Regions from separate parts of the Homo sapiens genome. Here region 2 is linked to region 1. Evidence: chromatin contacts called from ENCODE Hi-C or POLR2A ChIA-PET data. All regions are on one chromosome and are shown on one strand. The core of a region is the stretch at or near the end of the contact, and the rest is flanking DNA. Distances in the headings are between cores, read along the strand shown.

The links. A loop is a pair of places that touch in the nucleus more often than their neighbours do. ChIA-PET counts read pairs that join two places held with the same protein, here RNA polymerase II (POLR2A). Pooled maps may share reads with other maps.
Region 2: a pooled map shows a loop between it and region 1 (2.3-fold over the local background). The contact joins the promoter of C4orf17 here to the enhancer-like site in region 1. A Hi-C loop is called at or near these places in 2 of 50 pooled maps. POLR2A ChIA-PET finds 5 or more read pairs at or near these places in 2 of 52 experiments (PC-9 and activated CD4-positive, alpha-beta T cell).

What each region holds. Positions count from the first base shown.
Region 1 is chr4:98,444,876-98,449,547 of GRCh38, forward strand. No RefSeq gene overlaps it. Among named protein-coding and RNA genes, the nearest start is that of RAP1GDS1, 190 kb to the left of the region's middle. Within about 2 kb of position 2,401, at least 12 of the 41 ENCODE cell types and tissues checked have a DNase peak (open chromatin) inside an H3K27ac peak, as active enhancers do.
Region 2 is chr4:99,507,276-99,512,292 of GRCh38, forward strand. It overlaps C4orf17 (chromosome 4 open reading frame 17), which reads left to right and starts at 3,746. Exons shown (of 9, transcript NM_032149.3): 1 at 3,746-3,997.

The DNA of each region.
Region 1 (4,672 bases), core at 1,151-3,650:
TTAGGTGAGCATTACCCTTTGTATCCAGCTGTTACTGGAATCAGTAAGCTTAAAAGCCACTTAACATTAGGACGCTATAACATTTGTATTACACAAGTGTCTATTAAAAAGCATGTAATAATATTTGGGATGAATCTTTATAGCTGTAGCCAGGAAAACTGAGGTCTTTTTTCACAGGTGTGATCTCTAACTTTGCCTATATACATATAAATAATATGCCATGTAACTTCACTCTGTCGTCCAGGCTGGAGTGCAGTGGCACGATCTTGCTCACTGCAACCTCCGCTTTCCAGGTTCAAGTGATTCTCCTGTCCCAGCCTCCCAAGTAGCTGGGATTACAGGCATGTGCTCTGACGCCTGGTTAATTTTTGTATTTTTAGTGGAGACAGGGTTTTACCATGTTGACCAGGCTGGTCTTGAACTCCTGACCTCAAGTGATCCACCCGCCTCGGCCTCCCAAAGTGTTGGGATTACAGGCGTATGTTTTATAGGTGTGTCTGACTCAAGTTATGTACTTTAAAAGGGTGATACAGTGCAAAGAGTGTGGTCTTTGGATGCTGTCTAATCTATAGTCATATCCTGGGTCTGTTACATACTAGCTGTGTGACCATAGCCAAGTTACTTAAACTCTTTGGGCCTGATTTCTCAATATGACAAGTTTAATAATCCCTACTTCCCTTAGGATTTTCATGACAATTGAACTTTTAGACGTTCAAGACAAGGTGAGATGGAATTGTGATATCTTAGGGCCTAACCTATATACTCCTCTCTCACTGCTGCAGGATTCCCAACTAAAAGGATTCAAAAAACAACCCCCAAACAGCAGACAGTATGCCTATTAATAGTTTGTAATGTAGAAACAAAATGGCTCACACCTGTAATCCCAACACTTTGGGAGGCTGAGGCGTGTAGGTCACTTGAGGTCAGGAGTTCAAGACCAGCCTGGTCAACATGGTGAAACCCTGTCTCCACTAAAAATACAAAAATTAACCAGGCATCAGGGTGCACACCTGTAATCCCAGCTACTTAGGAGGCTGGGACAGGAGAATCCCTTGAACCTGGAAAGCAGAGGTTGCAGTGAGCCGAGATCGTGCCACTGCACTCCAACCTGGATGACAGAGTGAGAGTCTGTCCCAAAATAAAAATAAAATTTTTAATGAAATTGAGCTTTTTAGCTGTAGCCACAGAGATTCTCCCTAACACTTTGAAAATGGACAATACACATCTGTCTCCTATTTATAACACTAGACAGGAACTTAATATGATGACAATTCATTTTTATATATTGGAACCAAATTATCAAACAAAACAAGCCAGGTAGGTACTGCTGCCTGCGGTTCTTCTGACCTTTGCTCTCTTGGTCTGGTGGTCTTCTCTGGTCCACTAGCAGGAGGACCAGAGAAGGTCAGCACCTCTGACCTTGACCTCCCTTCAGGGAGGTTCTGCTCAGCATCTTGGTGCTTAGTTCCTTGATGTCTAGCATAGGCATGTCAGACAGATACCTAAAACACTTAGAACTTAGGAAGGAAGGGATGATTGAATCCAATTCTAAGATGATGTGAGGAAATATTAACCAGAGGAGCTTTGACTTCAGACCCATCTTTGGAGGAACCCAAAATAGTTCCTAATTTCGGCTAAAGCCAACTATCGGTAGGTAGACAGTTCCGTTGCCCCACCCTCCCTTTTCTCAAGTTTCCAGAATGCAACCCACTCTCTACCATGCTTCTCCTACCATGACTTCCTTTTTTGTGTAGGTAAGAAAAGTAGAAGAGGTGTTAATGAATCATATTCTGCTCTTTTCACCCACACAGCCTCATCCCCTAGTACCCAGCAGAAGTTAGAGGAAGTAACACAGCAGAGTGTCCATGTAGATTCATCATATCCCAAAGTAATAACTATTAATTCCTTTGCTTCCCACTCGCCTATTTCTTGTCCTCTTGTTACCCTATCGTGATTGTGAAACACAGTGACTTCCCCTAAGCCACAACAAGTGAGAACAAGATGTTCACTGACCTGAGAAAACCATCTGACAAAAATTCATTTCCTGTTAATGAGAGAACGGCCTCGCATTTGTGTTATAATATGATCTGACAGTTAGTTCATAGAAAGCATGCTTTGTTATACCTGTGCCTAATGTCTGATGCAAAGTTTCAGAATGACCTTCTGGCATGCTTGCCCACAGCAGTTGCCCAGGGTGTATTTACATGGTTGAAGCATTGTGCCATGTGTAGCTATATCCTTTTTTCCCCCCACTTAAGAATTTCTCATGTTACTAACAACTCAAGTTTTTATAAACCTCTTTTTTAATGGCTGCCTATTTTTTGTTCTTTGTTGTGTTCTTTGTGGTTTTGAGATGAGGTCTTGCACAGGCTGGAGTGCAGTGGCGCAATCTTGACTCACCACAGCCGCAACCTGCTGGGCTCAACTGATACACCTCAGCTTCCCTAGTAGCTGGGACCACAGGCATCACTACTATGCCCGGCTATTTTTTTTTTTAAATGTTGCAGAGATGAAGTCTTGCTTTGTTGCCCAGGCTAGCCTTGAATTTCCAGACTCAAGCGATCCTCCCAAAGTGCTGGAATTATAGGCATGAGCCACCATACCCCCATGTTCTTTAATTATATGGCTGTACCAGAATCTTAACCTTTTCCTGCATCTAGACATTCAAGATATATTCTGACTTTTAAAAAACAAACCCCAAATGCTAGGTTGTGTGTGTTTTCAGATGCTAGGGTAGTTCCTCAATTAAAAACTATCTGACTTGCCAGTCCCTCTATTTTCTGCCCCTAATTCTTAAATCAAAGCCCCAATCCTTTCTTCCTCAGAGATCCTGATCAAATTTCTCAGTGAGGCAGAGCTGCCCTGCCCAGCCTCTGTGCAACCCTTCCTGATACACCCTTACTTTTCATCACCTCTTGAACACTCTGCTCCAACCAAGCCCTCCCCACTCTCCCGAGGGAACCCACAACAGCACCTCCTCCTGGGCATCCAAGCGTTACATCACTTACACCCACGCAACATCTACCACCGCCCCATTACCAAATGTATCAGAGTGCGTTCAGAGTGTATCAGAAGAGGTATAGAGCATACCTACAAGTACCTATGGAACTGATGTTTAGCTGATTGGAGTCTAATCACCTCTTAGCACTGCCATCAACTGCTAGCAACATATTTGCGCCTCTAAACAAACCTGTGAACCACCACTCTGATTTCTTCCAAGCTGATCAACACTCTCCAGGCACCACTCACATGGAGAGGGGAGGGAAGGAGTGGAGGGCCTCTTCTTCCACAAGAGTCATCATTAAACACTCTTCATGCTCTTCATGATTCTATCACCTGGCCAATCTGTTTCTTCCTCTATAGACTAGGGATGGCAAACAAACTAGGGGCCCTCACACATGTTGTTTGGGCCACATGGTTGTTGTTTTTTGTTTTGTTTTGTTTTGAGATGGAGTCTTGTTCTGTCACCCAGGCTGGAGTGCAGTGGTGCCATCTCAGCTTGCTGCAAGCTCTGCTTCCCGGGTTCACGCCATTCTCCTGCCTCAGCCTCCTGAGTAGCTGGGACTACAGGTGCCCGCCACCACGCCCAGCTAATTTTTTGTATTTTTAGTAGAGACATGGTTTCACCGTGTTAGCCAGGATGGTCTCAATCTCCTGACCTTGTGATCCGCCCGCCTCAGCCTCCCAAAGTGCTGGGATTACAGGCGTGAGTCACCGCGTCCGGCCTGGTATTTTTTAAAAAAAAAAAAAAGGAAGAAGAAAAGGAGAAAAAATGAATAGCTTTAAACATTTAAAATGTAAGTGATTTTGCATAAAAATCCATTTCTCTGGCTTTTCTTTTAAAATGAGGAGATCTGGAAACCAGGGACTCTACATTTCAGGAGAAGAGCATGTGGGTGGGGCCCCCTTTGGACAGGATATGTCTCTCTACTGGATTAGATCCCCACCTGGCCATTCACCTAAACTGCATAGCCCCTGGAAGCCTATGCATCTGTGACCCTGTGGATGGAGGCTGTCTGCTTCCAGAGCAGGAGAAAGGGAAATGGATTTTTAGGGACAGAGAACAGCACTATGGGAAAGGCCATGTTTAAGGAAGATCCAAATATTTGACCCAAGGTCATTTATATGACCTGTGCAAACTTGCACTGCCTTTAGTCCCCCAGAGAAGACTTGCCATCCTGAGAGTCAGTGACAGCTGCAGTCTGACAAGTGGCAGGAACATGAAAACAGCTGCAAGCCATGCCCAAGCCTGCACTCACCACATCCTGCTGATAGGAGGGAGCTGGTGCTGGCCCTCCTGTTCCCTCTCCTCTCACAGGGCTGGCAGCAGCTTGTGGGACTGCAGGGATTTAGAAAGTCCCTTAGCTGGATCAGGAATATAGCCCTTCTCCTCAGGCCAAAGACATCTTCATCATCATCTTTATCCCATGAGTCAGGGGATCTTATATAATATGGAAGCCTGCTCACCCAGGCTTATTGCGCTCTGCTTTTGGAGGCCTCCCTTTGGAGAATTCCTAACACAGACTCTACCTGCCAACCTCCCAGGCTAACCTGATCAACCACAATTTCCTCTTTATAGCCAACCCCACAGAAATGAGCCTCCTCATTTTAAAGGACTCATATAATTAGAAGTTCTGCTCCATTCCAGCCAAGATTCCAGTGAAAAGAAACA
Region 2 (5,017 bases), core at 2,496-4,995, 1.1 Mb after region 1:
TTCCTGTTCCATCATCTTTTGATATCAAGGAATTATAAATTTCAAAGGTGGTTTTGTTGTATTTTTATTTTTTTGTGTCTGAAAATAATACTCTTCTACCTCACAGAAGAAAACAAAATCAAATCATAGTGCCAGAAGAGACTCTAGAGATAATCTTAATTTATCTAATTACATAACTCCTGAGAAGAACAGAAAAGTCAATGTTATCAGCAAGAGAATGTTATAAGGCACAGGACTCCTATGCCTGCCAAAAGAGGCTCTCAGATGATCATATGGGGTTGGTTATGACTGGACAATAACAAGGTAAGCAACCGGGCTTAGGAGTTTTGCTACAGTGCTCTTCTAACAGGAAACTATATTTTCTTTTTTAAAAATTTTATTGTAGTGACAGGGTCTTGCTATGTTGCTCAGGCTGCTCTTGACCTCCTGGCTTCAAATAATCCTCCCACCTCAGTCTTCCAAAACACTGAGATTACAGGTATAAGCCACCATGCCTGGCCTGAAGCTTTATATTTTCTATCTATCCAATGTGAACCCAGATTTTGCCCCATGAAGAGAACTCTAAGGGTGTATTCACCTTTTTTGAAGAGCTTCTTTTTAATTCTTTTGAAGTTTTGAGTTACTCATATTCTTAGAGGAAGGTATGACTAACAGGAAGTCTTTGGAAAAGGCTGGGTGAGAACTGTCAAAAGGCTGCAATCAAGATATGTGCTGTGGCTTGGGTCTTCTTCTGAGGTCTTCTCCCAAGCTCTCATGGTTGTTTGCAGGTTCATTTCCTCCCAGCTTGAGAACTTGTAATGCCTTGCTTTTTTAAAGTAAGCAAGGGAGCATCTCTGATAGTGGGGAAGGCCTAAATCTTCTTTTAAAGGGCTTATCTGATTAGTTTGGGACAGACCAAAATAATCTCCTTTTGATTAACAGAGATTGATAAACTCAAAGTCATTCTGATTAGGGACTTTATATCTGTAAAATCTCTTCATCTTTGCCAGAAAATGCAAACTAATTGCAGGAGTGATATTTATCATATTAACAGGTCTACCCACACTCAAGAGAAGGCGATAACACAGAGTATGTACACCATGGGGAGGAAATCTTGGCAGCCATTGTAGAATTCTTTCTATGACACTTATGTCAGCATTTTTGTTGTACTCTGGAGATCACAGAGTGAAAAGCACCATTTTCTGTGATTGTAGATATTTGTTACAAATTCGAGACTGAAACATATGCTTTCAAAATTGACAGAACAGAATATAGGGTGGTCAAGGCACCAGACGAAATTAAATTTTATTCTTCCATTATGTTAAATTAGCATCTTTTCCTTTCCGAAATCACTTACATTGCTTTCTCATATGTTAATCAGACACCTGTGGCATTTTTATAGTAAATGCAAAGTGAGGATTTTAGGTGATCAAAATGAATAGGCCTAACTAGTTCACAGCTTTGAGATGTGGCCACACTGCTTATTCATGGAGAGAACAGAGCTTACAGAGTATCCTGCATATTTACACTTGTATCAATCAGCTTGTGCTGCCATCACAGAATACAACAGACTGAGTGGCTTCAACAACAGAAATTTATATGTTCAAAGTTCTGGAGGCTGAATGTCCAAGATCAAGGTACTGGCAGGCTTAGTTTTTGGTGAAGCCTTGTCTTAGTCAAATTGGGCTGCTATAACAAAATACCCTAGACTGGGCAGCTTAGAAACAATAGAAACTTATTTCTTACAGTTATGGAAGCTGGTAAGGTTAAGAACAAGGCACTGGCAGATTGAATGTCTGCTGAGGGGCCACTTTCTGGTGATAGATGTCCCCTTCTTCCTTTGTCCTAACATGGCCAGCTCATGCAAGGAGACAGAGAGGGCTCTGGTGTTTCTTCCTTTTCATGTAAGAACACCAGTCCTATAAGATTAGGGTCCAACCCTTATAATCTTATTTAAACTTAATCATCTCCTTGAGGGCCCCATCTGTAAATACAGTCACATTGGGGGTTAGAGATTAAGATACGAATTTGTTGGGGGACACAACTCAGTCCATAACAATTTTCAAAATATCTGTGGGCAATGAAAAACCTGTGGATTTCCTGCTTATCATGACCCCAGATAAGTTTAAAAATCACTAATTACCATTCATAAATATATGCACATATTCCAAAAAAACTTTCCATCTGTTTTCTTTGCTAAAATAATAGAGTATCCAAGGCAACAAGGATACCTGTGCTACCCTGAGCAGTGCAGCAGAGCAACCTCTGTCTTTTTGATTCTGACAAAATTAATGCAAACAAGCCAGTTGTATCATTTTTTTCCTAGTAATGAGACAGGAAAATTCCCCATGGGGCTTCATAAATGGAAAATAACATAGTTACATAGCCAAGTACATGTTTATCTCTAGTGACCCTCTCTAAGGGAAAGCACAGCACACAGAGTGTAGACTTCTCCTACCCAGAGTTAGGTATTAATGTCAGGATCTGTGGTTGAGATTGCTTTTTATAACCCGATTTATACTTTCTCCCTCTCTTGTTAGAGCCCCTGTTTTAGAATGGGGTGTCAATGTGCCCTGTTAAGAAACTACATTTTCTATCCTTTCTTGTAGCTATAAATCATCAATGCAACATAGATTATTGTCTGAGACTCATGAGAAGGCTCTTACAAAGAGAGCAGATAGCTAGCATGTGCCCTTGTCAGCCCTTACCTCCCCAACCTTCCTCTTGTTTCCTGCTTGGAGTACAGATTTGATATGTGCAAATATAGCAGCCATCTTGGATGACTGGAACTTCAGGAACCATCTTGAACAAGGGATAATTTCAAAAATGGAAGCCTAATATTAAGAAAGATGGACCTAAAACATAGATGAAGCCAAGGTCCATAATGATGCTTCATAAAGCTTCCATACCAACCCTAGATGGTTGAACTCTTCCATGTGAGGAAGAAATACACATCTATCTTACTTAGAACACTATTTCTGATCTCTGTTATTAGCTGTGTAATAAAGTTTCTCAACTGATACAAAGTGAAAACTAAAAATCTCAGAATACAAAAATTACCTTAGAAAGTCAATTAGATCTCCCATAAAATTCCCCATAAACTACAGTAAAACAGGGAGGCATAAGGCATAAGAATGGGTTATAGGCAAAGGCAATTAAACCTTTAATTCTTGGGCCAGTCAAGAAAACAGACAAATTAGGCTCTATCCTTGCATTGTTTTAAGCTAGTATTTGCCTTTCAGAAATTGTCTATATTGCTCTTAGAGATTGTAATTCAGAAATTCAAAATCATGTGTATTCTGAAAAGTCTTGTGAAGCACCGCATGTACATGTGTGTGTGTTTCTCTATGACTTCTAATTAACATTTCAATATTTTTTCATGGCTATTGAACATGTCATCAGCACAGACATCCTGACTACCAAAGCAGTATATTCCATTCACAACTATTAGAAACTCCTTAAAAGCATGTATACCTTCTCCCCGTTGGTTTTGGATTAAGCTATATTTGGTTATATCATAATTGTTCTTTAAGCAGAATTGTGGGAAAAATTATAAATTTGATTTATATTGCTCTCTGTTTTATTTTTCTTCTTTTTCTTTCTCTTGCATTGGATTTAACTCTATTATATGTCCAAAATTGAGGAAAGCCATTTGTGGCCACATGGTTTTGTCAAGTGGGTAACTGGAGGTCTGAGAAGAATAGTGGGTGAGAGGTTCTAGAACTTAGATTTTTCTAAGGAATGTTACCACGTTGCTAAGCTATGTAACATATCTTAACAACCAGGGAGCCACACAGGCTCCTTGGAGTAAGAGTGTGAGAAACTGGATGAAGACAGCTGTATTCTTTTGGAAGCGTTCGAGATTGGTCTGTCTCTACCAACTAAAAACTTCTAGCTTAAGTGCAGAGATTTAAGGAGATCAACAAAAACTCAGTCTAGACATATTATGAGGCTGGGAGGGTATCAACAGACTTGAGTTCTTGTCAGCAAGATCACCTGCTTTTAATATTGTCCTCAGGTATAATTTTAAATTCATCATTACAATAATGTTCTAAAATTTTAGGTATGATTTAGTTAATAGTCCTCAAGTTCATTCTTTTTTCAAGAGTATGTGAAAGCCAAATAAGTCTGTTTTAAGAAAATGAAATACACATTGTTTTCTTGTTGACTTTTTTTTTTTCAAAATTTAAAGTGTATCACTACCCTTTAATCTAAGAGAATTGATGTGGGACAGACACATACAGAATAACTGAATAATATCAGCTAACATTTAAGTCAATTTCATCAGGTAATAGACAAACAGACTGAAATCTAGGCAATAAAACAATTAATCTGTGGTCACTTTGCTGGTTAATGGCAAATCTGGGACCATGAATCCTATCTTTAAATTTCTGGTTTAATGTCTTTTTCACTCTCCAAATTGTCTGCTGTACTCTTTTCCCCTCAATACAAGTAAAAAGCAAATTTACTGGCTTAATTGTACAAAAGGTCCCACACCAAAAGAATGAGTAAGTCTAAAGTGTGATTTAAACAAAGAGATTAGAACTAGCTCCTCACTGTGATATTCATAAACAGCAATAAGAAAATATACTTTTTATTGCTAGATAGATATTTTCTGCATTTAATGTCTACATATATTTTACCCAACCTAGGATAATTTTAGTATTTATATATATCAAACTGAAGTTCCTGAAAACCAGATATTCTGTGGCAACAAGTCTGGGAATTTATACACCATACAGTCTAAGTATATAGCATGAAACACTTAAACATAGATTGCTTTGTTCTAAAAAGGTAGTCAACGATCTAAAAGCATCCATCCCAACAAAATCCTGAGATCAATTTCTAGAACATGAACATTTTTTGACACTGCAAATTATTCTAACCCAAAAAGTCTCTGCCATGGTTATAAATAAAATGTGTATTTCCCAATTCTGCTACGATGAATAAGATTTTCATGTAAGATAGAAAAAATACAACAAGCACCAGAAAATCATCCTTCTTAGATTTCAAAAGCATACTATTTTCAAGAAAATTT